Linked DNA regions of Homo sapiens: regions 1 and 2 are each linked to region 3. A link is a loop called in an ENCODE intact Hi-C map of the cell type or tissue named here. Cell type or tissue: CD4-positive, alpha-beta T cell. All regions are shown on one strand.

Region 1 (8,000 bases), 150 kb after region 3:
TCCCAGAGTCCACCTTCTTATTTCATCTCCCCAGGTGCCTTAAAATATTGCAGTTTCATTTCCTTATTTTTTTCTGAAAAGACAAATTTCTCAGTGTCCTGAATGACACTAGTGTAGGCTTCCCAACTGCAGAACTGAAGCAGAAGGTTGCCTGTGATTTAAGAAGCAACTTTGAGAAGGAGGACTCGTGTGTGTGTGTGTGTGTGTGTGTGTGTGTGTGTGTGTGTGAGAGAGAGAGAGAGAAAATGTGTGTGTGTGTCTGTGTGTGTGTGTATGTATGCATGTGTTTGTTTTCCACCAAGAACCTGCCCAGGGAGGAAACTCAAAGGAAAACTGTATTGTATATAAGGCCATCAATTGTTAGGCTAGGCTGGGGGCCTGCAACTTTTGCCTTGGTGTCAGGCAGTACAGAAAGACACTGATCCTGAAAGCCAGACTCAGTGATCTAGATAAAGTAACCCAGGTGCAACCTGGGCCAACTGTGGATTCTGAAATCTATTACGGTTACAAACATCTTAACTGGAAACCATGCTTCAGATAAACCAATAGTCACAGGGATGTTCCATCATAGTCACCTAAACCTCCTGACTGGCTATGACATAATTTTTGCAGCATAAGAGGAGAGGCCTGCTCGGTTTGATAGTCATTTTGTATGGAACAGAGAATGCAATTTAATTTTCTTCTACTTGGGTTTTGGCTTCGAGTGGCTCCAGTCCTGTTTGCAAGGATGTAACATGTGCTTAAGTCTTGGACTGGTTGGAGAAGATGCAGGCATATGAGAACTGCATGGGGAGAAAGTCATTTTGTGTGTGCCTATTGGTGTTTTGCAGAGACCCCCTAAAATGTTTTAAGCCACTCGCTGAGGGTAGCCCTGCATATAGAGGTTTCTGTGTGGTATCAAATTACTGAGGACTGGAGTAGATAAGGGTGTGTACAGGAAATTAAAGCCTCTGACACTTCTAGATGATTAGTTTGAGGCATACATACAAATACATTTGAATTTCCTCAGGTTGAAAACTGAAAAAAGGCCAGTCTAGTTTCCTGGGTGGGGCACAAAGGGAGTTCCTGTGAACAAGGGGTAGGTATTTCCCTATTTAGAGTTATAGAAAAATAAGTTTGAGGTTGTGGTGACAAAATAATGACATAGATGACTGAGTGTGGTTAATGAGGCTCTATCTCACTGCTTTGTAGTCACACTTTTTCTTTCAGCCTGAGAATAGTCAAGTGGGCTTGCAATTAATGGGTGAGGCGAAACTGCTAGGTTTGTTACTCCTTTTTTTTTTCTAAAGAAACATCATTTCGAAGATGAGTTTCTGCATATTCAACCCAGAAGCAGACAGCTCAGGAAACTGTCTGTTGACATTTTCAACAGAGAGAGACATTTTTAAAGTCCTTGTCAAATTACTATGATGACTAAGGTAACCGTATTTTATTTAATCAAATTATTTTATACACTTATGCTTACTCAAAGTGACAAAATTCCTTGCCATTTCCATAATTACTATGTAGCCCCAGGTAGTAAGAAATAAAATTACCTTGATTTTTTTTTTCCTTATAGCTAGATTCAAAATGTTAATAATTATTAAGGGAAAAAGGTGTTTCTGAAAATTCTTTTCAGCCAGGTTTGTGTATTTATCTTTGTTTGTGAGGGGGTTTTTGTTGGTGTATTTAACAATAGAAGAAACTGAATGAGTTGTAAAATGAGCGAGGGCTCTATCCTGCATTTTGTTAACTCTTCCCCTCATTCAATTTTAGACACCTTATGAAAAGGATCGCCAAGAGGCCTCTCTGCAGTGGCACCGCCTTGCTAATCAATTGCCCAGCATTTGCAGCTCATCTTGGGTGCTGCTGGAATCGTGTTTTCTGTTATGCTGCATGGGCTGCTTCTTGCACGAAGTCATTGGTGAACTGCTGGGCAAAGGCAGCCCCACCAACAGGGTCTCTGTGAATTTATTTTGCACACCTAAAAGCAAACTTTGAGGTGCTGCCTTGATCAGGGACTGTATTCTCTTAGCAGATTGGCCTGGATGAACAAGGGTAGTATTGCAAAAATGATGAGGATACAGCTGCATTTCATGCAGAAAGAGTGAAGAATAAAACTCCCTACTAGCTGCATTTCTCTGGCTTTAGTTCCAACTCGCGCAGATTTCACTACATGCATCATTTAATAAGCATGTTTCTCTAAAGTGGAGTCAAAGTACTTCTCTTCTGCATATGTACTCTATTCTGTACATTGCCGCATGCATTGCATATTTACATACGTGTTTGTGTACAGCGTTGCATACAATGAATATTGTATGCCATACTTTTTGAAGGTGCGAAGGGACATTTCAATGGTAACTTTGACTGTATGGTTGACACATGGATTTGGAACCGTTCTCCCCTGAAGAAAATCTCGGTATTTTCTTGCCTCTCGGAAATGCCTTTGGTAATCTGTAGGCCAGAAAGATAGCATCCTTACTCTTTCAATTCATTTTTATTTTCGGTTTCTATGTCTGTATCTGGAAAACAGATATAAACAGGAAAAACAGTGGAATCATGGACCTTGGCTCATAGGATAAATGAATTGATGTGATTCAAAGACACTTGTATTTTATGTAGCCTAAGTGTTTATGTGTTAGCATGAGACAAATTATTGCTTAATGGTTAAAACTCCAAGTTAAATGATTACAGTTCCAAGGTGGAGAAAGGCAAGTGTCTGTGGCAGCTGTCGCTTATTCGATGAGTGTTAGAAGACTGGGATTCATGCCTATGTCCTCCCCTTACCTGCTCTGTGACCTTGAGCTGTTTACTTAATCTCTGTGTACCTCAATTTTTCATTTTATAACTGGGGTTATAATAGTACCTACCCTCTGTTTTGCTGTGAGGATGAACTGAGTCAGTACATGTAAAGCACCTTGAACAATATCTGGCACATAGTGAGTGCCCAGGAAATATTAGCTATTACTATTAATAATAATATGGTTATGCATATTTACTGCAAACATAATAACCGTGTAGCCCCAACCAATGAGAAATAAAATTATTTCAATTAAACTTTAGTTTTGGTTTAGTGAATTGCATATTCAAGTAGTTTCCTATTCTACATGGACATTTTTGTCTGGGAGGTAAAAAGTTTTTAAGGGCAAGTAATAAGCTAAATATCAGTTGCTAATTCTGTTTATTCCCTTATAAATATAGCAATCCATTTCATCTTAAAGATGCTATAAAAATTAGTCACATGGGAGAGGAGCCCACTGCAGGAATGGTGATTCATGTTGATCATTTACAGTCCATGGGTACTTGAAGGAGGTTAAAGCAGGGCAGGCAGGACTGGCTGGGCGGGGCAGGTACCCTGATGCTTCACTTTGGGAGGTCCTCAGTATCTCTTGCTGTGGTCTGTGGCCACTGGGTGCTGAAGGCTGAGGGTAGGTGGAAAGAATGTTGGACTTGGAGTTGGAAGACCTGGATTTGAACTTAGACTTGCTATTTCCCAGCTCCTGGCAACTTCACTTACTCGAGCCTCAATAGCCTCATCTGAAAAATGGGGATAATGATCAAGCTTATCTTACAGATGGTTGTGAGGTTTAAACAAATAGTCATGTGATAGAGTACTTCTCATAGGGTACAGTATTCCACAGTTGCTTTAACAGTAATGGTATAACCCTGCTCGTTGACATTAGCACCAACAAAAGTCCCTCCCAGGGAGCTGAGGATTTGGAATATTGTGTGAGGCCAAGGCTTCTGTTTCCTAAACTGGTGATCTGGGCTCCTGAAGCTTGCTCTGCTTCACTGGCTGAAAGGCTGAGTGACCAATTCAAGGGAGCCCGAGGTGTCAGGAGGGCGAGGACAAAGGGACATATGTTGTGGACATATGCTGCCCTCCAGGCAGCCTTGTTTAAAACGTGCCTTCGCAGAGCTCAGCCTTGGTTGCCCAGAGGGGCTCAGGTCTCACGTCTTGTCTGCTGCCTTCACCTCGTGTTCTCTTGCAGTATTAAGTGGACTCTGGCAAGCAGGTCTGTGGGCATTTCCCCACGCTTGGTCTTTTTTTTTGGTTTCTCATAAGCAGAACAATGGACCTGTTCCTGCAACCTGGTTTCCCATCCCATGGATTCATCCATCTCGGCTTACGGACATACCTTCTGCACAACACCACTCCCGTTCCATCTGTAGTCTTAGAAGCAGCCTTCCCGCCCCCAGTCTGGTCACACCTGTCCTTGCGAAGGATAGAGAAGGAATTGGGCCTTTCTCAGTGAATCAGGTGGCAGTGTATGTTTTAGGTGAGTTTTTAGATTCACCTTCAAATGCCACAGGCTTCAGGAGAGAGTCTGTGCTCAGAAGACCTCAGAGCCCCAAAGCCGGGTCACTCTGATGACTTTGCCGAGGGAGGAATTGTGTGTAAAGCACTGAATCTTGTGCAGCCACAGGTGTGGAGTGAGCAAGCCAGGGGAGCCTTCATCCATGAGTTCCAGTGACAACACAGAGACTGGAAACATTCCCTTGGATGTACACAGAACCTCAGCAGTTGGTGACTCCCAACTTCTTTATTTCGGTTCTTCTTTGTGGTTTTGAGTCGAGTGCCTCTGAAAAGGGAAGCCCTTACTGAGGACTTAGCAGCTCGATTGTTTAGTAGAAACGGTGTTAACAGCCTCGTTATTTCCCATATGACTGGGCATTCCTCTTTAAACACGGAATAGTTGGTCATTAGTACTTTCCTGAACTTAGACAATAGTTGCACTTATTCCTCCTAATCAACACACATTGAAAATATTTAAAAGCAAAAAGTAACATAGGCTGCCATAAGCCCCACTTTTGTTGTTGTTGTTATTTTGAGACAGGGTCTTGCTCTATCATCCAGGTTGGAGTGCAGTGGCAGGATCACAGCTTGACGTCCCAGGCTGAAATGATCCTCCCACCTCAACCTCCCAAGTAGCTGGGACTACCGGCACATACCACCAAGCCTGGCTAGTTTTCTTATTTTTTTTTTTGGTAGAGATGGGGTGTGGGGTGGTTTCATCATGTTGTCCAGGCTGGTCTTGAACTCCTGGACTCAAGTGATCCACCTGCCTTGGCCTCCCAGAGTGCTGGGATTACAGGTGTGAGCCACGGTGCCTTGCCAAGCCCTACTTTTTTCAGTGGGGTGGGGCGGGTGGGGCAGGAAGAAGTGTGAACTCATCTTTCCCTTTTGCCCTCATGATTTCCTTTATAAATACCCCTGCCATGACTTTTCAGTACTCTCCTTTTCATGGACGTAATAGTCCAAGTGGCATTTTAAGTTATCTGGTAATGGACTCAGAGAGCCCACTGACTGTAATGATGAAGTCTTATTTTTTTATTTTTTATTTTTTTTTTGAGACAGTCTCACACTGTTGCCCAGCCTGGAGTGCAGTGGCATGACCTCAGCTCACTGCAACCTCTGCCTCCCGGGTTCAAGCAATTCTCCTGCCTCAGCCTCCCCAGTAGCTGGGACTACAGGCGCGTACCACCACTCGGCTAATTTTTTGTATTTTTTTTAGTGGAGACGGGGTTTCACCATGTTGGCCAGGGTGGTCTCGAACTCCTGACCTCAAGTGATCCACTCACCTCAGCCTTAGCATTGGTTTTGGTTAAAATCTTTGCCCTCTGAAAATTCTGGGAACAGGCTGTGCCCATAAACCCATCCCATAGGCAGTGATGGGACTACCACATTTGTTCTGCCAGGTTGTCCTTTGGGACAACTTTTGGGTGTCTGGATAATGAACCTGTTCAGATAGGCCTTGAGACTTTCTTGGTAGCTCTAAAGTCTCTTCTGGCTCTCCGTCCATTGATACCTAAATTTCTAGTTGTGCAGAGCGTGAAGAAATGAGCAGGGGCTGATGAGGCTTTTAACAAATAGTTCCGGAGAAAATAATAGAAGGCAAACTAAATCCCTGCTCACAAAACTACAGGAATTTGAGGGAGTTAGAAGTGATTATTTTTACCGCCATTTCTGCACTTGCAAGGTTGATGTAGGGAGAAGTGTCACAATGATGTTTTTCATTTAAAGACTACTGTAAAATATTAATGGGAATGGCTATTGTCTTTCACCCCCTTTGCAAGAGGCTTATGTAAAATAGGCAGGCTGTTTCTAATTGTTGAATTTGTCTCCCAACTTCAGCTGATTAGAAGGAGAAATTACCACCTTGAATATAAGCAGGTTGAAATTGGGAGAGCTGCCCTCAGCTGATTATATAAGCTATAAAATACAGCACCTAAAGTCTTATGTTTACTCTGCTAAGAATTCCCTTAATGAAGATGAAAATTTCTAAGCAGCATGGACCCATATGTGTTTATTATGTAAGATTCAATTATGGTGATCCAACCTGTAAAATAAACAGTGGGGCTGATTAATCTCTTTGTTGGCTTTTGGGTCAGAGAATTGTTTAAAGTAGATCCACAGAGCCACCTAGAGCTGTCCCCCTGGAACTCAGCTGGCTGTGCTGTCAGCACCAGCTCCCCTTCTCTCCAGGGGTACAGGAGGCTTGTCCTGGGTCTGTGGTCACTGTAGCTTTCAGGGTGGTGGAGGGCAGGGCCCCCTTAAGGTTGGCTTTCGAGGTTGCTCGTGCAGTGTAGTGGGATGGCCGTGAGTACAACCACTGCCGGTTGTGACAGACACCATCCTTTGGCCGTTTCATTTCTCAGAGTGCTGCTGTGATAGCACTTGGAATTTACTGTGTCTTGTGGGATGCTTTGCATAAGCAGCATGTATTCCAGTGTGGCACATCACACCATCCTCTTCTTGAAGCTATACATGCGTGGGGTGCACAGCACACCACACGGTCAAGTTCAGCTTTCCAACCTCCTCCTGAAATGTAGGAAAGGAGCATATTTTTTTGGCCGGAGTGATGATTGAGGAGAAGAAACTTAAAGGGAGCCAGGCCCATGAAATAGATGTAGAAGAGCTTCAGAGAAGCCTCTCCTGTCCTTATGCAAAAAACTGAGGGCAAGACTCCTGACTTATTGTGTGGCATGTCGTGTCGCCTCCCCAGTGCTGGTACATACTTTGTAGGTTGGGAGGCTTAACATGCCAGTGACAGTTTCTCAGCCAGCCAAAGAGAGGATATCTTTTGGAAACAAAAACCATAAATTAGCACCATTCCTTTACCTTTGCCAAGCTGTATACATGCATCAAGGAGATGCATATAAATAGATCAAAAAGCCAGTGAGCAGTTTTGCAGCTTTGCAGCTTGCACTTGATGGAAGCAGATGGGGAGGTTCTCCTTGCTGCACTAGGCTCAGAGTGGCACGTGGAGCCAGCAGTGCTTGGGCTAAATCCAAATACAACCTTGTTCGATTTCTAGAGATGGACATGTGCAATCGACTGTCCAACAGGCATATTGTTTCTGTGGCCCAGGGTGGGCCTGTTTTTAGGTCTTCTTAAGTATAACATCGTAGAATCTCTGCATTCATTGCTTTCATGTTAGGCAAAATCAGGGCACAGAATTGAGGCATTTACCCAAATGTGCAGCCCCACCCTCCGGAGCCAGCTCACATTCGCTGGCAGGTATAAGCAGGTGAGCAGCCAGGAAGGAAAGACAACTGATAGTTTTAATTTTGGGAATAGCAATTATAAACAAGTATAAATAAAAATATTGTTTTGGTGAATACTGGGGAAAAATCACTTCTCTTATTCTCTTTTAAAATGTTCCTCTTTTTTTTTTTTTTTTTTGTCTAAATAGGCTTAATGCTTTCTAAGAGGTACCCTACCTATCCTTAATGGAGTGAACAGATAATATATATACATTTATATTTATTTGCCTTCTGATGCTTAGGATTTCATTGGGGAATACTTTTGTATTTAAAAATAACAGTGACAGGGAGGTGATTAAAAATAGCTCAAGGGCTTGTGGCACCCAAGGCTATCAGGGGAACTATTTTGTGTGACAAGTGACACATTTAAATCCCCCAAAAGGAAGCTGAGTGTTCTCCTGTTGAGGTCTGTCGCCTTGGTGCTGCTTTTTGCACCCGGTGAGCCCAACAGTGATGGTCACAGGTGTTCATTT
Region 2 (8,000 bases), 370 kb after region 3:
GGGTTCAGGTTTTCATCTTTTCCTTTGGCAGAAAAGAGAGCATTCTTCAAGCCTATTCAATTCTAAGTACCAAATGACAAGCCATATTAAACAGATCCCAGTGAGCTCCCCACATCCTTTCCTGCTTACACCACAAGTGGACTGTGTGCCAAGCAAGGCTTTGAGATCAATTGCACTTCGGTGGCTTTTGAGTAGTTTCTCAACTCCATCTCATCTAGTGACATTTTAGAACGGATAATTATTTGTTGTGGAGACTGCCCTGTGCATTGCAGGTTCAGTGGCATTTTTGGCCTTTACTCACCAGATGCCAGCAGCAACCCCAGCCCATTGTGACAAGCAAAACTGTCTTCAGACATGGCTCAGTGTTCCCTGGCGGGCAAAGTTGCCACTGGTTAAGAACCACTGCTTTAAGAGAACCTATGCTCGAGGTCAGGCACCGTGGCTCACGCCTGTAATCCCAGCACTTTGGGAGGCCAAGGCAGGTGGATCACCTGAGGTCAGGAGTTTAAGACCAACCTGGCCAACATGGTGAAACCCCCGTCTCTACTAAAAGTACAAAAAATTAGCTGGGCATGGTGTCAGGCACCTGTAATCCCAGCTACTTGGGAGGCTGAGGCAGGAGAATTGCTTGAACCGAGGAGGCAGAGGTTGCAGTGAGCCAAGATCGTCCCAGTGTACTCCAGCCTGGGCGACAAGAGTGAAACTCCTTCTGAAAAAATAAAGAGAACCTATCTTCTTTCAAGCCAGCCTGTCATGTGTCAGAACTAAACAGTCATTTTCCTTATAATTTTTTTTAAAGGCCCAGTTGCTGCCTGCCCATTGCTGATGCAGGAAGTCTGAGCCATTCAGTTAACACCAACCCGAAAGATGCAGTCAGAGGCTGACTTTGCTTCCCTGCTGTGCACAATTTGTCTCTTCCCTCTCCTTCATCTGCAAACAGAACCAGAAGTGATCTTCCAGAAGAATAAAGCTCATATTGTTTGTTCCAATTATGAGGATCGTTTCTCCAGTTCTGGTCTCAGGTGGGCCTTAAGGACCTCACCAGGTGATCTGCCCAGGTGAACGTGGTATGCCCTGAAGGTCTGCTATTTACCAGTCTGTCTTGTTACCTTTTTTAGAGGAGACATTCCTCAGCAATACCTGGCCTCCATTTTCCAGCCTGTGAGTTAGAACCCCGATGCTCAGATTTCTCTAGAGGAACACACTGCCTGCAAGGATGAGTTTTCCAGAAAAGCCATCTTCCAGGACAGAGACGCAGAGAAATTAAGCAACTCATGTTGATTCAGTCTGGGAATCTCGAGAGAGCTGACAAGCAGGGCGGTGGGGGGTGGCCAGGAGCTGACATGGCTTTCTGGTAGGCAGCCCCACATCCTGCTTCCTCCCTGTGCTGAGTGTAATCACTTCTGCCCCTTCAGGAAAGTACTTCACACCCGTGGCATAGAGCCAACAGTGAGGTGGATTCCGGGTCCTCTGGATGCCTGGGATGGTGAGATGCTTGAGAAAGTTTTGGCAGTTTGTTCAGACTTGGGGACTCTCCAGTCTGCCTTCCTATCACCCAGCAGGAATGCCCTTCCCTTCAACCCTGATACCTGGGCACTTGGCCTCCACCTGAATACCCTTGGTGGTGAGCAGCTCACTACCCCTCTGAAGACAGCCAGTCCCCCGTGCTCCATGTTCCTTGTCACCTGCTATCTTATGACTGCATCCTGAATCCGACTCTGGCTTCTGGAGGGAAACTTGGTGCTTAAGCTTTTATTCCCCATGACAGTGTTCCAGCCTTGCTGCCTGCTCATTGTGTTTTCTGGGGCTAAACTTCTCCAGTCCTTTAGTTATTACATGGCACGGCTTCTAGATCCTTACTTCTCCCAAAAGCCCCTCCAGGAGGTAATCCAGCATGGTATGGCCCCCTCTAAATGTCACATTCCAGACTGACCACACTGGCAGCTGACTCTATGAGAATATGGGGGCTGCCCCTTTGTAACCCTGACTCTGTTAATGCCACGGAGGTTGCATGGGCATTTGGGATAAGTGCATCACTGGTGGGAACTCATGCTGAAGCTCCATTCCGCTGCAGCTCTTCCTGCCTTGATGAGCTCTTGCTCCATACCTTCCTCAGCCCATCCTAAAGTGCTTGCAGGCGAATGCTGGCTCCCTTTCAGACAGATAGTTTGGCCATGTTGAATCCTCAGTCTACCTCTAGTGTATGAATCTTCCCTCTCAAATGGGCATAACATGCCAGTGTATCCATCCCACATGCAGAGAATGGGATAGGAGTGACCCTTTGGCACACTGGCCAAGACCTCCATCCTGCTCCACAGGACTTCACACATCTGCTCCACGGCTTTGAGATGGTTCCGCCAGTTCTGTGTCTCAGCATCATGCATGGTTCCCTCTCTCATATAGTGAGTGAGTGTTTTTGTCCAGTCTGTACTTGCCTCACAGTATAATGTGTTTATGACTTGTCTTCAATCTAATCAGCATCCTGTTCCTATCAGAAAACTGCAGAGGAAATGAAGTTGGTCTGGCGTGACTTGTTCCTGCTAAACTCTGTCGACTTCTGACAGTGACAGCTCCCTGCTTGCAGAACACATAAATCCAGAGTTTAATAATCCATCCTTAGTTTTCACCAGGCTTCAAAATCAGCCGACTGTCATGTCAGCAAGCGGCCGTGTCCCCCTTAGTGATAAAATCAGGGTGAAATTTGCATTTGACTCACATCTTGACTGTTTTCCACCGTTCGTCAAACAAAACCCATGGTGTAGGGGCCCCGCTGGAGGTGAGGTTGGAAAGGGGTGAGAATGCATCGGTTGCGTGCAGCTGGTGCCAACCTGGCTAGCACCTCTGCAGTCTGCCCTTCCCAGTCAGAACCTCAGGACACCAACCCTGCCTCTAGATAGGAGGGATTTCTGCTGATGCAGCCTATGTTCTGCTGCATGTTCAGTACTTTCCCCGGATGCAGGACGTAGTTTTGATGTTAGGATTTCTGCTTTATCCTGGAACCCCAGCTCCCATCCCTATCTTGTGCCCTATGCATGATCACTGAGTCTCTACTCATTTGCTCCTGCATGGGGCCTGGGCATGAATCCACGGATAGACAGTGCCCCAGGGACCTGCCGCTAGCCCACCCACTCTGCCCCCAGAGCCTGATTCTCATTCTGCTGAGCCTCACTCTGGTGCTCACGGGCCTCCTTGGACACTGTACACCAGCACCGTACACCAGCCAGGGCAATCCCCACCAGTCAGCACACACTCGGAGGGAGGCCCTGAGCCAGGTCCCCACCTGCACTCAGAGCCCCATCTGCCTGTAGTCGCACAGCCTGGCATGGAGTCAGGAAGCCTGTGAGGGTTTAAAATAGGGGATGAGTGTGATTTAATATGTTTTGGGAAGATGAACCGAGTCAAGTACGGACTGTATGAGATTGGGGAGTGTATTAGTCCATTCTCATGCTGCTAATAAAGACACACCTACAACTGCATAATTTATAAAGAAAAGAGATTTAATTCACTCACAGTTCAGGATGGCTGGGAAAGCATCAGGAAACTTACAATCATGGCAGAAGAAGAAGCAATCACTTCCTTCTTCACATGGTGGCAGGAGAGAGAAGTGCTGAACAAAATGGAGAAAAGCCCCGTATAAACCCATCAGAACTCGTGAGAACTCCCTATCGTGAGAACAGCATGAGGGTAACCACCCCCATTATTCAGTTACCTCCCATGGGGTCCCTCCCACGACCCGTGGGAATTATGGGAGCTACAATTCAAGATGAGATTTGGGTGGGGACACAGCGAAACCATATCAGGGAGGTCCCTGATATGGGTCCTTCTATTACCCTGTGGTTGGGGTAATAGCAGGCCTCCCTTCCCTTCTTGGGCTTTTCGGAGATGGTCATTTTTTTGACAGACACGGCGTGAGGACCTTCACTGATTACCACAGACTCCCACAGAGTCATTTGCCCCGCCGTGTCCTCCTACAGGCGGGGGAGCCACCCTCAGAGGAGCTGGTGACCCTCCTACCTTGAACTGCACTGCTTCAGCCACACCAGTGAGGCAGGCATTCCCTGGCATGAGAAAGCGTCTGGCTCCCTCTGGTGACAAGAGGAAGCACCTGAGCCTTTGCCGCCATTTCCACTGGTGGTGGAGCACGAGGTGAGGATGGATAAACTAAGGTCCAGAGATCCCCCACACTGTAGGTGCGGGGTGGAGTCCCAAGTAGAGGCCCCATGCCACTAAAGCTCAGTTCTGTCTCCCTCAGGACCCTGGGCTTCCCAGAGCCAGCAGGGATATGGCTCTGAGCAGGTTCTTCAGCACTCTGCAGGCGCTGGTTCCTTTGGAATTAATTAGATTTCTCTAAAATTAGCTTAGAGTTAGAGGGATTTCCAAAGCCCTCAACCTTCTGCTGCCATTTCCCCTTTCTGAGTGGGAGGAAGTGCAGGATCCTGCAGGACCTGGGCTCCTACGCAGTTGTGTGGCCACAGGCTGGTAATGTAACTTTTCTGTGCCTCCATTTCTTCATTTATAAACTGATGGTGAAGACACCTGCCTCTCGGGGTTGTGAGGATTACATTCTATGCAGTGTCTAAAGGCCCTAGCACATGGCGGGTATTTAATTAAGAATGATTTTGTTGTTGCCATTATTCATGGCATCAACAGAGCTGGATCTCGAGGTAGCAGTGGGCTTTCCACTGTGGAGCAGCAGAAACCGAGTTAGTTCGCTATATCCCCATTGAGTGAACACCTGAGCATGCTAGTGAATGAGAGTGAGAAATAACTGGGAACTACACAAGTTGGCTTTTGGGAGCACCAGAGCTGGCTAGCACAGGGCCTGACTTGGGTCTTGCCCTTGAGGCCTGGGCTCATCCCCAAGGTTTTCCGAGCCTCAGGGACCTCCACAGCAGCACTCCATAGCAGGTGTCTCCCTGAGGCCACATAGCCTGAGCAGGACACACCTGAGCCCAGGAGCTGCTGTGCTTCTTGCTGTAGGCAGGTCATAGCCTGACCTCGGCGCACCTCCGCGGGCAGCTGCAGCCCAGCCATCTCCTACACAGCCACACCACTGACTCTTCTTGTTTGCAAGGGTCTCCGTCTACTGTCTGCCTCACATCTTGGGGCTCTCCCACACCTCTGCCTTTGCCCAGGCTGTTCCTGCTTTGCCCAGGCTGTTCCTGCCTTCTTCCTGTTCTTCCTCCCCTTTCTTTAGTCCTCTGCTTTGTTTTTATTTCAGCTTCCCACTTACTGTACATGTATCACTGGGCACGTTACTTCATCTCTCTGTGTCTCAGTTTCCTTACGTTAAAATGGGAGTGTATCTGCGCATAGGGTTGTGGCGACGATTAAATGAGGTAGTACATGGAATGTGCTAGAACTCAGCCCTCAGCTCACTAGGCATCAGCACCGTCATCCTCACTAGCAACAGACCTGCCTCAAAACCCAGCTCTGGCCCTACGCTATGAATGGGGATATTTCCCTCACTGATGTCCTGTGACTCATCTGCCATACTCGAGCTTGCGCCCTGTGAGAAACAGTTTATCTTGTGTACCACGTTTAGGAAACTTATTTCCAAGCCTGCCCTTTGCTAGGCACGGTGAGGGGGTCCAGCGATAATGAGTAAAATGGTCCCACAGGTCAGAGCTCCCTGGCAGTTTTCCACCCGGCCAGTCCTAACCAGGGAGCAATGCCCATGAAGGTGCTGATTTTATCCTGACATCTGGGGGCCCTGGGATGGCTGCATTCACGTTGGATGGCCCACCACATGCATCTAGTACTCCATGCCACTAGGGGGCACACCACAGCTTCCAAGTACCCTCTCAAGTGTTGGCCCACATGATCCCCACTCTGGTCTTGGGAGCTGTGTTAGTCTCCTGGGGCTGCCATAACAACATGCCATAGACTGGGTGGCTTCAACAACAGACACTCATTTTCTTACAGTTTTGGAGGCTGGAAGCCTGAGATGGTAGTGTTGGCCATGGGTCTCTTAAGAACTCTCTCCTTGGCCAGCAGACGGCCAGCTTCTCACTGTGCCCTCACACGGTCTGTCCTCTGTACCTGAGCTTCCTTGGTGTCTCTGGGTCCAAATCCCTAAGGACACCCATCAGATTAGGGCCCATCTAAGGGCCTCATTGTAATGTAATAATCTCTTTAAAAGCCCTATCTCTGAACACAATCACGTGCTGAGGTTCCCGCGGCCAGGGCTTCAACATGGATTTGAGGGGACACAGTCCAGCCCGTAATAGGGGGAGAGCAGGGCAGGTGACTGCCCTGTTTTCCAGATGGAGCTGCTGAGGCTTTGAGGGGTGAGTGCCTCGAGCACAGCCTCCTGCTGTTGCTAAGTTGTCCTGCAGAGCTTTGAAGCCTGAACTAGACACAAGGTCCTGCGGTCTCTGCACTGCCCCTTGCTGGGGGCTTGGGTGTGGACAGCAGGGAGCCTGCAAAACCTGCATCTGAGAGGATGTCCCTAGAGAGCTTCTGGGAGGACCCCACTGGGCTCACACACAGAATGCGGGCCCTTCAGGAAGGCACAAGCTGTTGTTTCTCTGGATGGATTTCCGGCCTGCGGCTAGCCAGCCAGAGAGGCATGTGCCTTCACCCTGGTAAGGCCTGGCTGGGCCTGGAGAGAAAGAAAAGATGCCTCTTTCAGCTAGGTTGAGAAGCCCAGAGTGGCAACAGCTGCGGCTTTGACCAACTGCAGATCCTCCCCGAGCATCCTGAAGTCGTCTAGCTTTGTGGGATATCGTTATACAAATTATTCTCCATGAGGCCAGGGCTTCCTACCCCTCCCAGGCCTGGGTAGTAATCAGTTTACAGTTCAACACACACGGAGTCCCTCCTCCAGGGCTGTACTGCCCCTATGGAAAAGGTGATTTTTGTGTTTTTTTAAACAGGGTCTCTGCTTTTCCCGAGCCTACAATTATTATGGCAAGCCCAATACATGGAGTTTTTTTTTTTTTTTCCTCCAGTCCAACTAGAAGCAGAACTATAGAAAAAGTCTCAGGTCACGTACTATGACAGAAGAGAGAAGGTGAAGGATGAGAGAAAATCTAGGAAGGCCCCTTGGAGGAGGTGGTATTTAAGGCAGGCTTTGAATGGAGGATCAGTTTTTGATGCACCGCTAGGGCCCTGGAGGAGAAGGAGAAACTGGGTTGAAGACCAGCATAAGCAAGGCCCATGCCCATACCAGACAGCAGTAGGGGCCATACTCGGTGCCCCAGAGGCCACACGGGGTACACCAGGCAGAGTTCTGTGCTGAGTGCTCACACTCGTGGCGGCATACAGTGCTGCTTTGGCTGGCTTTACGAGAGATTTGGGTTCTGTCACCATGCTCAGTGACTTTGGTCTGGCCACATTTGGTGAATGGCTGCCCCTCCACCTTCCAGGGTGAATATCAAATTGTGTCCATATTCTTCCTTTAGCCCATGTGCCCAGATGCATTTTTTTTGGGCGGGGGAAGGTAGGTATTTTTCATTTTTATGGATACATAGTAGCTGTGTGTGTGTGTGTGTGTGTGTGTGTGTGTGTGTGTGTGTGTGTGTATGGGGTACGTGAGATTTTTTGACACAGGCCTACAATGTGCAATAATCACATCAAGGTAAATGGGGTATCCATCATCACCTCAAGCATTTATCATTTCTTTGTGTTACCGACATTCCAGTGATACTCTTTCAGTTATTTTTAAATGTAAAATAAATTACTGTTGACTGTAGTCACCCTGTTGCAATATCAGATACTAGAGTTTATTCATCCTGTCTATATTTTTGCACCCATTAACCATCCCCACCTCCCCTGCCCCCTTCCCAGCCTCTGGTAACCATCATTCTACTCTTTACCTCCCAAATGCATTTTGGGTACCAGCTATTTCTTTGGTCAGTGCTGGTACCACTAGTGGTGCTTTTTTTTTTCTTTTTCTCCTTTTTTTGAGACAGAGTCTCGCTCTATTGCCCAGGCTGGAGCGCAGTGTTGTGATCTCGGCTCACTGGTGCGATCTTGGCTCACTGCAACCTCCACCT
Region 3 (8,000 bases):
TTGGTGTTTCTACAGGAAACTTGAATGGCATCACAGTCTATTCTCTGAAGTGTTAGTTAGCCCTTTGTCTCACTAGACAGATTGCATTTTAGGACACAGGAGTTTGTATTCTTTCATCTCTTTATTCTACTTATTCACTACTTTGCTCAGCATTATTCCATTGTTCTAGGCCAGTGATGTGAGTGAGCACAGTAAACCAAGGACAAAAAGTGATCATCATAGGAACAGTTAGTTACAATAGTAACTATATTTCTTCAGCCTTCACCAGATAAGCCAGGCACTCTTCTAAACACTTTATGTGTATTAACTTATGTCGTCCTCACAGTGACCCAGTGACACGGGCACAATTATTATCCCAATATTGTATCCTAATATGAGAAGTTGAGACACTGAATTTAAATAACTTGTCCAAGTTACACTGCTAGTGAAACTGCTAGTCCATTGATGAATTTCTACTCATCCTTCAAATTGCAGCTCATTCAATACCTCTTAGGAAGATCTTTAATTACCCCCAAACAGCTTGAGATACACCTTTCTCTATATTTCTATACATGTGCTACTTTGTGCTTCTTTATTATTAGCAGTTACCATATTGCATTATCATTCTTGCTTTATTGCATTGCTCTCTGTAGACTGTGATTATCTCCAGGGCAGCGACTCTTATTGTATAGAAGTTATATTATAGACCTTTATATCCAGAGTAAGTGGATTACCGTGTAGCAGATGCCCAGTAAATGTACAGATGATGAATGAAAACATGAATGAACAAATAAATAGGACCAACCCATGATCTGCCTTTCAACTATTTTAAATCACCTATTCTAATCATAGATGTATCAGGGTTTGATTTTTAAAAACAGAATCAAAATGAGTAATACAGAATGAGAGAATGAGAGATTTACTATTATGAGAATTAGACCTTAAAAAACTGTGAAAACTTATTAAGCAGTCTATGTAAAGCTATTTCTTCTATATTTGAGGTTAGAGCTGAAGTCAACAGTGGAATAAATCAGAAAGAAAAGATGGACACGAAACAGAGGAAGCAAGGACAAACTGGAACCCATGAGAATGAATCTGGACATACTTTTGTTTCCAACCTCAATGATGCAGGTCATACTGGTGCCTTTTACCAGGGAGTTGTATGTATACCTTGGCCAAGATTCAGAGAAGTTGACGAAGGAAATCCTGCACAAGCTGAAGGAGAGGTAGGCTTGGCAGCGGCACTATGCCAAGATCATGAGTGACGACAGTGCCTAATGATATGACTCTTAACTTCCAAAACTGGGACATATTTCTGTCTTGGCCAACCCCAACCAGGGCTCACTGAACAGGGAAGGGAATTCCAGAAAATGTAGTTCTAGCTTAGCCAGGTCGACACTGCACAAAGCCACCACAAGAAATATACTATCAGTAGCCCACCTGAAGTGAGACCTGAGACTCATTTTGAAATTTAAGTTTTCATCTGTTAGTGCCCATCCAAATGAGGAAGAAGAAAATGGAAAAAAGGATCCATAGAATGAAGTCACCAAGATGGGTGTAGTAGATTGTATTATTGGCTCCAATTTCTCATCCCTCTCTGCTTTCACAGCTTTAATGGCCTCATTGTGGGCAGGTTGTATTTTCGTGAGCCTTGACTTTGGGCTTGGCCATGACATTTACATCAGCCAATAACACAGTGAATGGTTTCGAGCCTAGTCCTTAAGAGGATGCACATGTTTCACCCACCTTCTGGCTCTTTTGCCATCTCTGGGAGAACATGCCCAGGATAGCCTGCTGGTCCTAGGAGAAGTATCAGAAGCACGTGGAGCAGAGCCACACCAGCCCTGTTGCAGATCCATGAGCAATGACAATTCATGGTTGTTTTAAGCTCTGTGCTTTGGAGTTGTTTGTTACACAACAATAATTAATATAACTCAAAGCAGACAGAGGAAGGGACTAGTTGGAGGCCTCGCTCTGAACAGCCAAAGCTTAGCATTTGCAGAAGTATCAGTAACAACAGTTCTGTGTCTAAGCCTTTGCAATTGGTTTTTGTGCGATGAGCCATGTGGAGTAGGAAGTGCAGTTCTTGGGGGAATGAAAGTATCTCTGTCGTGGGCCATCTCTAGACACTGGTGACTGCACAGCTGCTGCATAAGCAGCTTCTTCTGATGGCTCCCCATCACCTCCAGGATAAATGTCAAATGCCTCAAAGAACGTGTAAGATTCTTTTATGACCTGGCCTCCTCTTATCTTCAGAGACCTCTCTGTAGCCCCCCCTATTGTTAATCCTCTTTCACACCATAGAGTTCTCCTTGCCTGGAATGTTCTCGCTGTTCTACCTAGCAAGCTACTGCTTGTTCTTCAGAAGCTACCACAGATGTGCCATTTTATCTGCAGATTGCCCACTCTTTAACTACTTCAAGCCCCCTAACCCACCCTTGGGCAGAGTTATGGCTCCTCCAAGTACTGTCTTGGCTGTGTTGCTGCCTCCTCTATTAAATTATGACCTCTTGTAGGCAGGAACTATACCTCCTTCACTGCTACATCCTGTAGCATTTAACCAAGGAGCCTGGCCCTCCCCTGGAAAGGTAAGCAGTAGATCATAGCTATTGAGATTCAGCTGCTAAGATACTTTTCTAGAGGACAAAAGATTTTCTCTACTGAGGCAGATACTGTTATCAGAAAAGGTGACCTACTAGGGTTTTGTTGATAGTCACTGGATGCCAAGGCAGAGATATGGAGTTCTCACTTCTTTTTAGAAAGGAGGTCAGCTGAGAATAAGAGAAGATTCTGAAACTTAAAATATACCTAAAAATCTCAAACATATAAGATGACTAAATTCCTATCTAATGAAAAAATAGCTTAACAGCACCCTATGTTAAATGGGCCACTTAAATAGATGCTGACAAGAAATGTGCTTATCAAGGCTTTCACTTGGTTTCAGATCCTTCTCTTTCAAATATCTATTTTATTCTTTTTCCAGAATTCTGACTCATTTCCCAAACACTGCTCCTTAAGCTTTCAACCCTTAAAAAAGCTGAAGCAATGTTTTTTTCCTTCCTAAATTGACATTAGAGTAGTCAAAGCAACGTTTTGGCAAGAAAGCATTGGGGCCATCTCTTCTTTCAGTTTCGGATTTGGCAGAAGGAAGTGCTGTCTCTCCTTGAGCTTCAGGCTCTTGCCCTTATCTAGGCTTAATCATCTCCCACTTCAAGGGGCAGCCTTACACCATATCCAGAAGTGTCAATTCTCTGAGCTCTCTGAAAGTCACACATCCACTTGGTGTTTGAATAGGCACTACCAACAGAGGGCGCCAGACGGAGACTGTGCGGCTGCAAGAGAGATGAGTAACTTGCTCCTTTGTTTCCTTCCAGCTTGTGACAGTCTCCTTCACCTTGCTATCTTCCCCTCCGCAGCAGCGGTTTCTTCCTGTGGCAACAGCTGAAACTAGTTTTTTCACTATTTGCAAAAAGCAGCTGATTGCTCTCTTCCAGCCCCATAGAGCCCAGCTGCAACCAAGCAACAAGGCCCCTGAAGGATCTGAGTTTCAATTCACAGGATTCCTCCTCGGAGTTTCTACGTTTAAAAAAACTTAAGATCTTCCCTTTGTTCCTCCAACCCTGGAGGAGGTTGCCACTTCTGCTGTTCTGACACCTTGAAACCTTTGTCTTTTTTTTTTACCCTCACTTAACTAGATAACTATTTCATACCCAGATAATAATTCTTTTATTTTTATTCTTTAAGTTCTGGGGTACATGTGCAGAACGTGCAGGTTTGCTACATAGGTATACACATGCCATGGTGTTTTGCTGCACCCATCAACCCGTCACCTACATTAGGTATTTCTCCTAATGCTATTCCTCCCCTAGCTCCCCACCCCTTGACAGGCCCCGGTGTATGATATTCCCCTCCCTGTGTCCGTGTGTTATCATTGTTCAACTCCCACTTATAAGTGAGAACGTGCAGTGTTTGGTTTTCTGTTCCTGTGTTAGTTTGCTGAGAATGATGGTTTCCAGCTTTATCCATGTCCCTGCAAAGGACATGAACTCATCCTTTTTTAGGGCTGCATAGTATTCCATGGTGTATGTTCCAAATCGTGAGTGAACTCCCATTCACAATTGCTACAAAGAGAATAAAATACCTAGGAATACAATTTACAAGGGATCTGAAGGACCTCTTCGAGGGGAACTACAAACCAGTACCCAGGAAATAAGAGAGGACACAAACAAATGGAAAAACATTCCATGCTCATGGATAGGAAGAATCAATATCGTGAAAATGGCCATACTGCCCAAAGTAATTTACAGATTCAATGTTACCCCCTTCAAGCTACCATTGACTTTTTTCACAGAATTAGATATAATTCTTGATGTTAAATTCTCTCTGTTAAAATAACTGGTGTGCTTTTTGTCTCCTTATTATACGCTGACTGACACAGGTTGAAGTCTGAAAATATTTCAGCTGCCTGTTGTCTCCACTATAGGGCTTCATAGGGTACCAATGTCCTTGTTAGGATGCTCTGACTGGCAGGACCCCTGGGCTTTCCTGCAGAGCCCTGCATCACTCCTCTTGTAGTGTTTTCATACTCCTCACCCAGTGTCTTAGCTCAAACTGCTACAGAAATATATCATGGCCTGGATGATTTAAACAACAGAAATGTATTTCTCACACTTCTGGAGGCTGGTACTACAAGATTTGGTTTCTTGAGAGGTGAGAGCTCACTTCCTCAAGACTTCCTTACTGTATCCTCACATGGTAGAGAGAAAAAGAGCCAGCAAACTCTCTTTTATCTCTTCTTATAAGAACACTGATTCCATCATGGAGTTTCCACCCTTATGACCCCATCTAAACCTAATTATCTCCCAAAGGCCCCATTTCCAAACAGCATCGCACTGAGAGTTGGGGCTTCAACATAGGGGGTGGTGCATAATTCAGCCCATAGCACTCAGTCACCACTCAGCCCCGATTCTGCCTCTGGAAGTTCCATGCTCAAGTACCCAACACCTGCCCTTGTATCATAGTTCACAGCCTAGGCTTCTGCTCTGGTCTTCCTCAAGATTTTCCAAACCCCTAAGCCTATGTTAACTATATTAACAACTGGTTCTCGTAGGGGGAAAAGTTCTGTTTTGAAGCTTTTCCAAATTTCTGTGGTGTGTTAATACTCCTACCTTGGTCAATTTCACTGAAGACAGAATTGGGTAGAGATGCGCAGTAGCAGTATAATATATTTATATATTGTAAGATATATTCATTACATACGTTATATATTAGTTATATATATTATATATTAGTTATATATAATATATATTAGTTTTGCCTTATAGTTAAAATAGACGTACGGAATCTCAAGAGCACAGATAATGGAAAAATATAGTAAAATAACTAAAAATGGTGAGTTTTGAGTATTTTTCTCTATTTTTACTAATTTATTTAATTGCATGTTTATTTACTTTGAGTTTTAATGGTTTTGTTTAACAACCAGATCACAGAATTTATAAAAAATAACAACTGGCTCTTACCAGCCAATAAAAGCAAGTTCACCTAGACCACTGGTCAGAGCTGCACCCACAAAGTGTCCCCATTCCCTTGTGTATCTGTGGAACTCTGGGTCTACACAGAGCAAACACAATGTGAAAAACACATCCCTGGGGTCCAGTGAATCCAGGTTATTATTCTACTTCATCCCGTCACCACAGCCACACATCTCAGAAGTCAGTCAGTGATCTCAGGGAGCAGCCGTAAGGTATCCAATTGCAGATGCTCCAGAACTCCAGGAATACCAGCCTCTTGCTATTAGAAGGTGATACAGGGCATCCCTTCTTGCTTTGCCCAGAAGTACCTGCGTTTTCCTTTTGTGAAAAGTCATCAGCTGACTTGAGCAAGAAAATAGAGCAGAAGACAAATTAAAGAGAGGTAGGAGCAGGGGACGATTTAAAGTGGTGGAATTTTCTACTCTTGGCAGAGCAGAAGCCCAGGCTGGGAACTATAGTGTAAGGGTGGGTCCTGGGGACTTGAGCATGGAACTTCCACAGGCAGAATGGGGGCTGGAGGGGTGACTGGGTGCTTTGGGCTGAACTGTGCCCATCTGCCCCAAATTCATATGGAATTTGAACCCCTCAGTGCAATGGAACTTGGAAATTGGGCCTTTGGGAGGTAAGTAGGTTTAGATGACATCAAGGGTAGAAGCTCCATGATGGGTCCTAGACATTGGTCAACCTTGAAGAAGACCTACCAACTTTTTTACTGCAGAACTGTACATTTCCCACAAATCTTGCAAAGATCAACTTATCTTTTCAGCAAAGCGTGGTCTCCCAAACTCCCCTGAGGTCTTGACCCTCTCAGGGACTCAAAACCAGGAATCGGAGTTCAGGTTCAAGTGCATTTCTCTCCTCAGGACCCACTAATATCTCTATCGCCCTCACTTACCATTCCTCGTTCCAATCCTTTCCACTTAATAGTTCAGAGGCACCTGCATTTCCCTTAAGGCTGGGAATTTTGGAAATGAAAGCAAAGCAAACTTTCTGCCTGCCTTCCCCGAATCAATAGACAGACCTTACCTGTTGAAGAGCAAAGGAGGGAAACTCAAAGAACAAAGGCAGTTAATATTTGTGATGGTTTCTATAAATCTCAAATATTATAAATATTAACTCTTATGATTGTAATGTGAAATCTTGTTGAAATTATTGGTGCACTTATAATGAAAGCCTTTGCATTGGGCTCCCCACTACATCAAATGTCTTACCTGAAATATTTACATATACTTGTTCTATCTCAGGGATCTCTAAGGTCAAAATCAAAGTGGCTTGATTAAAATCATCAGAGGCGTTTGAACCAGAGTGACTCCATCTTAAACGGGGCCTGGGTAAAATGAGGCTGAGACCTGCTGGGCTGCATTCTTAGGAGGTTAGACATTCTTAGTCACAGGATGGGATAGGAGGTCAGCACAAGATACAGGTCACAAACACCCCGCTGATAAAACAGGATGCAGTAAAGAAGCCAGTCAAAACCCACAAAAACCAAGATGATGATGAAAGTGACCTCTGTTGGTCCTCACTGTTCATTATATGCTAATTACAATGCATCAGCATGCTAAAAGACACTCCCACCAGGGCCATTACAGCTTACAAATGCCATGGCACTGTCTGGAAGTGACCCTATATGGTCTAAAAAAGGGAGGAACCTTCAGTTCTGGAAACTCCTCACCCCTTTCTCTGAAAACTTATGAATAATCTACTCCTTGTTTAGCATATAATCAAGAAATAATCATAAGTGTACTCAGTCAAGCAGTCTTTGCCACTCCTCTGCCTATGGAGTAGCCATTCTTTTACCTCTTCTCTAATAAACTTGCTTTCACTATATTCTGTGGACTTGATCTGAATTCTTTCTTGCATAAGATCCAAGAACCTTCTCCTGGGGTCTAGATTGGGACCGCTTTTCAGTAACAAAATCACAAAATGGAAAAATGTTGGCCAGACTTAATACTTGAATAATAAGGTGTCAAGTTATAACCTTGAATTAATTCCAGAAACAAATTAGTTCCCGACAGTCATTTAAAATGTCAAATTTGTCTTGCTAATTTGCAGACAAATTAGCAAGTCAGTTCAGGTCTGTTAACAGTTAACATTTTTAAATATTTGCCACATGCTTAGCACTGGACTAAGTGCCAGTTACCCAGAGAAGCAGTCACTATTTTACACCCATTTTACAGATGAGTATATGAAGGCACCTAATTTAACTTGCTGAGGGTCACAGTTAGTAACGGCAGAGATGGGAATTGAACCCATCCAGTCTGGGTTTACAGCCTCTTCACTTAACCGTTGTGCAACACTGACTCCTTTAGTCTACGCCACTTAACCCTGACTGCCAAGAATTTTCTAGAGTCTGAAAGCTTCAATAAAAAAAGCTTGAGACTCTCCCTGCCTCTACTCTCTTTTCCCCTCTCCATACCTGTTTTTACTCCTGAGTTCACACAGCCTATTTGATTTTGAAGGTTCAGTCTTCAACTCAGAAAACAATGAAAG

Evidence for each region. Peaks named below come from ENCODE experiments on the same cell type or tissue, not always from the same donor. Only the 100,000 strongest peaks of a DNase experiment are listed, where the experiment ranks them.
Region 1: a loop joins it to region 3, with 2.4 times the contacts of the local background. A loop is called at or near these places in 53 of 110 quality-filtered maps.
Region 2: a loop joins it to region 3, with 18 times the contacts of the local background. A loop is called at or near these places in 86 of 110 quality-filtered maps.

What each region holds. Positions count from the first base shown.
Region 1 is chr15:91,856,843-91,864,842 of GRCh38, forward strand. All of the region lies in intron 1 of SLCO3A1 (solute carrier organic anion transporter family member 3A1), which reads left to right. Among named protein-coding and RNA genes, the nearest start is that of SLCO3A1, 7.1 kb to the left of the region's middle. In CD4-positive, alpha-beta T cell, no CTCF peak of the experiment used is centred here; DNase peaks (open chromatin) are centred at 256, 569, 1,139 and 4,549; H3K27ac peaks cover 1,930 bases.
Region 2 is chr15:92,073,460-92,081,459 of GRCh38, forward strand. The region is part of intron 2 of SLCO3A1 (solute carrier organic anion transporter family member 3A1); the gene reads left to right. Among named protein-coding and RNA genes, the nearest start is that of SLCO3A1, 220 kb to the left of the region's middle. In CD4-positive, alpha-beta T cell, CTCF peaks have their summits at 4,059 (motif pointing left) and 4,281; DNase peaks (open chromatin) are centred at 4,092 and 5,772.
Region 3 is chr15:91,703,334-91,711,333 of GRCh38, forward strand. It overlaps the pseudogene TRY-GTA12-1. Among named protein-coding and RNA genes, the nearest start is that of SLCO3A1, 150 kb to the right of the region's middle. In CD4-positive, alpha-beta T cell, CTCF peaks have their summits at 3,289 (motif pointing right) and 3,490; a DNase peak (open chromatin) is centred at 3,258; H3K27ac peaks cover 692 bases.